2 separate regions of the Homo sapiens genome follow, and region 1 is linked to region 2. The links are chromatin contacts, found by Hi-C in ENCODE. All regions are on one chromosome and are shown on one strand. The core of a region is the stretch at or near the end of the contact, and the rest is flanking DNA. Distances in the headings are between cores, read along the strand shown.

Region 1 (2,700 bases), core at 82-2,581, 56 kb after region 2:
CTGTGAGTTAAAAATCTGATAACGCCAACTGTTGATGAAGATGTAGAGCACCAGTACTCTTCTACACTGCTGTTGGGAACATAAAATGGTATAACCACTTTGGAAATCAGTTTGGCAGTGTCTTACAAAGTTAAACATATGTCTACCATACAACCCAACTATTTCAGTACTAGGGCAGTATTTACTATCCAAGAGAAATAAAAACATGTTCACACAAAGAGTTGTACATGAATGTTATAGCAACCTTATTCTCAAAAGCCAGAACCTGGAAACAACCCAAATGTTCATCTGCAGGTGAATAGATTTTAAAAATTGCAGATATTCATATAATAGAATTCTACTAGCATTACCACAGATGTACCCAACAACATGGATTTATCTCAGAAACGTTATGCTGAGTGAAAGACATCAGATATAAAAGAGTATGCAATTTATATGGAAGTCTAGAAAATGCAGACTAATCTAAAGTGGCAGGAAGCAGATCTGTGGTTGTCTGGGGGTCAGGGTAGAGATAGAAATTGACTACAGAGAGACACAAGAAAATTCTTGGTAACAATGGACATGTTCTATATATTGATTGTTGTAGTGGTAACACAGAATTAACATGTACCAAAACTCACCAAATTGTATGCTTTGATAGGCACAGTTATAGATAAATTATACTTCAGTAAAGCTAATATTGTAAGTGCAATTTGAAGTATTTGGTGGTTTCTTTAAACCTTATGATTTTATATGATGCACTTCATTATTGATATAGCAAAATACTCTGCTTTTAGAAAAGAGAAATTAACATCATCTCACATCTTCTACCATCCTCCCTACCCCACCTCTGTTTAAAGGATCAAAGTTGTACATAAAATTGATAAAATAAGCACGTAAAATCATAACTATTAATCATGTAAGGTTATCAAAGATTGAAAGGCTACAGAGCAGCCTAGTGCAATGGGAAGCGTAGAGGATGTTTGAAGTACTAAGACTTGGTTTCATATCCAAAATCTAGCTCTAATAGTATATCTTAAACTTAGAAATGAGTATATTACGTATTACCAAAAATTAGGATCAAGTGAAACATGCTAAGGCACTTGCAAACACAACAAATCCCTGTTCCTACCCACTGTATAGTCAGATCTTAACTGCTTGCAGATAAAAGTTCTAAATAAGAATTAGTTTGATTTGCCAATGAACTCTGAGAGAGCAACTGGAAATCTCAACCAGAAATCTCCAACACCTAGCCTAGCACCTGGCATAAATACATGTTAACTAAATTAATTTCCTATTTCTGAACCCCAGTGTTTTTATTGGCTCTGTTCAGAGAAATTAAGGCACATGGGGCCATAGACTATTTTCTCTAAGCTTATGAGCCGAAACATAATATGCTTACAAGAAGAGACATTAGAACTCATAACTTTATACTGACTAATGTTCAAATACAATTATGTTAGGTATCCATTTGCTTCTGACATCACAAAAGAACAGATCACAAAAGACTTGGACTTAAGCTGTCTGCTTTTCCTTGCATAATAAGTCCCCTGGTTCAGGGAATCCAGTCATTATAGAATTTAGCCTAACTGCTTCTAATCCATGTAGGACTTTTTATTAAAGATGAAAACTAGTAAAGAATTAACCATGAGAGGAAATAAAAGATTAATTCAAGTCAGTCATCACCGTATCTATATCTTAAGAAGTTAATAGTTCAAAATCTTTTTTTTTTTTTTTTTTTTTTTACTGGTAGAAGACTTCTGAATATACTCGCCGCTTCTGAATATACTCCCAGCCCCATGGTGTTAGGGGTAGGTTGCAACTATGTAACTCCAAGCTGACTGGGCTGGCACCAACATCATCAGCACTGCTAACATCTTCCAGCAAGTTTTAGTTCATTAATCTTAATGCCATACATGTACCCTTTCTCTAGCTAGTGGGTGGCCAGACATAAAAACTTGCAAACAGAGGCAAAGACATTAATGGGATGATGCAAGAAGAGAGTTGGAGATTTTTTTTTAAATCTCCTTTGCACATAGGAGTGACCCTAATCAATGCTTTTTGGTGAATATAAGCAGAATACATCTTGTTGCCTTCTCTAGAATAGAGAACTAAGTAGATATGTTGCCTCTGGGTTCAATATTTATTTCTGGAAACTCTTTTCATTTTACTACCATCCTCTAATAAACCAATACATCCACTTTGTAAAATATAAGACTCTGGAGTTATTATATGTGCTTATAAAAACACACCTTTAGATAAGTGGTTTTTCCAATCTTCTGATACTCCTCATTTCCTTCTCATTGATTTTCAAGTTTCAACACAATTTTTTAAAAATAAGGATTTAAACATGAGACAGTAAACCTGGGTAAAGAACTAAGGGGTTTTGAAATTCAAAGTTATTATTTCTGTTTTTAGTAGCTGTTCCACCCTTGCAAATATGTATAATAATTAGCCACAATTAATATTCCTCTTTTCCCTAATTCATTATAAAAAGTATAACTTCTATACAATAATGCATTACATTTTTATCATGAGAAATCATAACAATATCTTTATATTTGAACCTGAACTTCAATATGAATTTGTGAGATTTTTTATATTAATGTGTGTATTTTGTAATGTATGTGGTATGTGTATATATATGTTTATTTTAGACACATTTGACTACATTTATATATTCATAGAGATTTACATAGAGGCATTAAAAAAACAGGCATA
Region 2 (2,700 bases), core at 105-2,604:
GTTGGTAAGTGCCTGAATCAGGCTCTGTTGATATAAAATGATGATGATGACTTAGCCGAAGTAAAACTATTCTGCCTTAATTACAGGACTAGCATTTGGAAATTCTAATTACCTATTAACGGAAAACAGGTGAAATTCAAGTATTCTTTGAAACTTATGTTAGCATTAGTAAGACTCAAGTCTTATTAATAACTTTAATGATGTCAGAATGTGTTCACTATAACAAATTATTAGCTCTATTAAAAGAAATTTGACCAAAACCCAGTTTGAGCGTGTGAATATTTATCACATTATCATACCTCATAATCTCTTTGCCCCTAAGATACATGGCTGTAACATATTCAGAGATCATTACTCTAAGGATACTAAATTACTGATTACATGCTAATATGTATTTTAAATAATGAAGCCAGGTGTGTAGTTTCTAAATAGAAGATTTTATCCCCAAAAAAGTTGTCTTTCCCAATACATATTGTTAGCATCACTGGCGGACTTATGAACTTTGATATTACTCTTAGAGGTTTAGAGTGGGTATCCAAGAAGAATTGTATTATTGAAAATTTTATGGAAAATTAGCCTTGTTTTTCTCTGCTCTTAGAAACACACACACACACACACACACACACACACACACACACACATATATATATATATATATAAAACCATCTTCAGTGTAATTGACCTTTTCTTGAAAGTGTATATAAGTTTATTTTAGTTTTCTGGGATTAAGTGGTATGCTATGTCCTTTATTTTCTAAAACCATGTTACAAGATGATGGTGGGGGGTGGGAATGGAGGATTAATACAACATATGTGATCAAAATGTTTTCTAAACTACAGTTGTTCCAGTATAATTTAGTTGGTGTAAAATTAAGAAATTGAATGGAGAATATAGTTCAAAGAAAATGGTTTATGTAAACCTTGATTGTTTGTGCAAATTTAATATGATTTGATAACTTACCACTGTTTTAAAATAGAGAAAGCTGAATTTATGTATATAAAACCATAATCTAATCAATTCTTAACATTTCCACCCTATTGTAAACTATTATAATTCAAGATGAACAGCAGGACCCAATCGAAATCATCTCCAACGCCAAGAAAAAAAAATTATTCTCTGTCATTCCCTATTAGACTGGGTACAGTGCATTAGACAATACATAGGGCAAGAGAGGTTGAGGTAGAACCAAAAGTTAGACTGTACTAGAAGAGATCCAAAGTTCAAGAAACTCACGCAACAAGAATCAGCATCCTAGGCTGGAAAACCAAGCACAGGCTAAGGTAGAGGATTTGGACAATGTTGGACTAGAGCCCAGGCTTTAAAAGTATGAGGCCATAGAGCAAGATTATACATCTGAAGAAGATGCATGAAATGCTGGCCCTAGCCCCAAGAGGCAATGTGTTACTGAGTCTTTTGCCTTCTGAGTCAAGGGCTCTTTTTGTACTTTCTCCTTAAGGCAGAACTAGTCCCAGGGTGTTGCCAGTGAAGACAAGTCTGCAGTATGATAAGTAGATTAGGATATAAACTGCAGGCAGAAACAGAGTGATTTGGATATCAACAACACTTCAGTAACATGGTGACTTTGGGTGAATCATTCAACTTCTAAGTCTTTATTTTTCCATCCGTGGAAGAATTTAAACATTAAATTAATATACATGAAGCCCTTATCACAGAGCCTAGTATATACTGAGCATTCAGTAGAAGTTAGCTATTGTTATTATAGCAAAAGCAACAGTAATGATGGTATACCACTGGCTAGAGAAGGAGAGATCAGGGTAATGGGATTCAGGCAGTTCCTTGCTCCCTCTTCAAAGTAACAGTATCTCACTGTGATTTCAGAGAAAATAATTCTGCTTGTGATAAAGAACATTAATTGATAAAAATACCTTTATAATTTTAAGTAACATACAACTCAGATGCCTACCATGTATTTCTGTATACTGATGGTGAATTCACAGAATTTGCTGTGAATATACAAGTTGGGATGACTCAGACTTTCCTAAGCTATAAACGACTTCTGCAGACTTATTGGGAATGGTAAGAAATTGTTGGAATGAGAGGAAAGGAAAGAATTTAGTCATCTTATTGAATCCTATCCAACCAACGTAGACATTATTGCTTGTGATTTGGATTAAGCCCAGCTGTAGTGCTTCTGATGCTGGCAGAGTAAACACCAAAGTCCTAAGTACACTAAGACATTTTAGGAAAATACCACATTATGGTTGTTTTTTGTGAAACGACAAAAAATACTTTATGTAAACAGAGAATAAGTCACTCTGCAAACAATTATTTAAAAAGCACTAAAATATAGATCACTAAAAAATAAAAACTTTATGTAACAGCAACATTCTAGGTACCTTAGTCATTTTTATTATATTTAATTATACCCAGCCCTTGTTCCTACCTACCATATATCAAGTTGGTTTTTAAATCCAAGTTGTTTTATAATTCCAAGATAAGGTTGTTTTTTATTCATTATCATTTTTGAGAACTTTGCAGGTCAGAAGTGCTACTGAACAACACCTACTTTGGGAATTGAAAATAATATCTTCTGTCTGTAAAATAACTTGAAATTGTGTTTTGTTAGAAAAAAGAAAATATTCTCACAGACTTTCAACTTCTAAAGCATCATGTTTTTTAAATACAAAACATACAAGAGGTATATTGTACTTTGCAGTCGAGTACACATATGCATATGTA

Evidence for each region. A loop is a pair of places that touch in the nucleus more often than their neighbours do. Pooled maps may share reads with other maps.
Region 1: a map of PC-3 shows a loop between it and region 2 (3-fold over the local background). The contact joins the promoter of UC.134 here to the enhancer-like site in region 2. A Hi-C loop is called at or near these places in 2 of 168 maps with a recorded cell type or tissue (PC-3 and heart right ventricle) and 1 of 50 pooled maps.

Annotation. Positions count from the first base shown.
Region 1 is chr3:158,525,377-158,528,076 of GRCh38, forward strand. It overlaps UC.134 (long non-coding RNA uc.134), which reads left to right and starts at 1,332. Exons shown (of 1, transcript NR_148407.1): 1 at 1,332-2,700. All of the region lies in intron 7 of RSRC1 (arginine and serine rich coiled-coil 1), which reads left to right.
Region 2 is chr3:158,469,722-158,472,421 of GRCh38, forward strand. The region is part of intron 7 of RSRC1 (arginine and serine rich coiled-coil 1); the gene reads left to right. Among named protein-coding and RNA genes, the nearest start is that of UC.134, 56 kb to the right of the region's middle. Within about 2 kb of position 1,355, at least 2 of the 41 ENCODE cell types and tissues checked have a DNase peak (open chromatin) inside an H3K27ac peak, as active enhancers do; they include PC-3, where a contact is called at or near this core.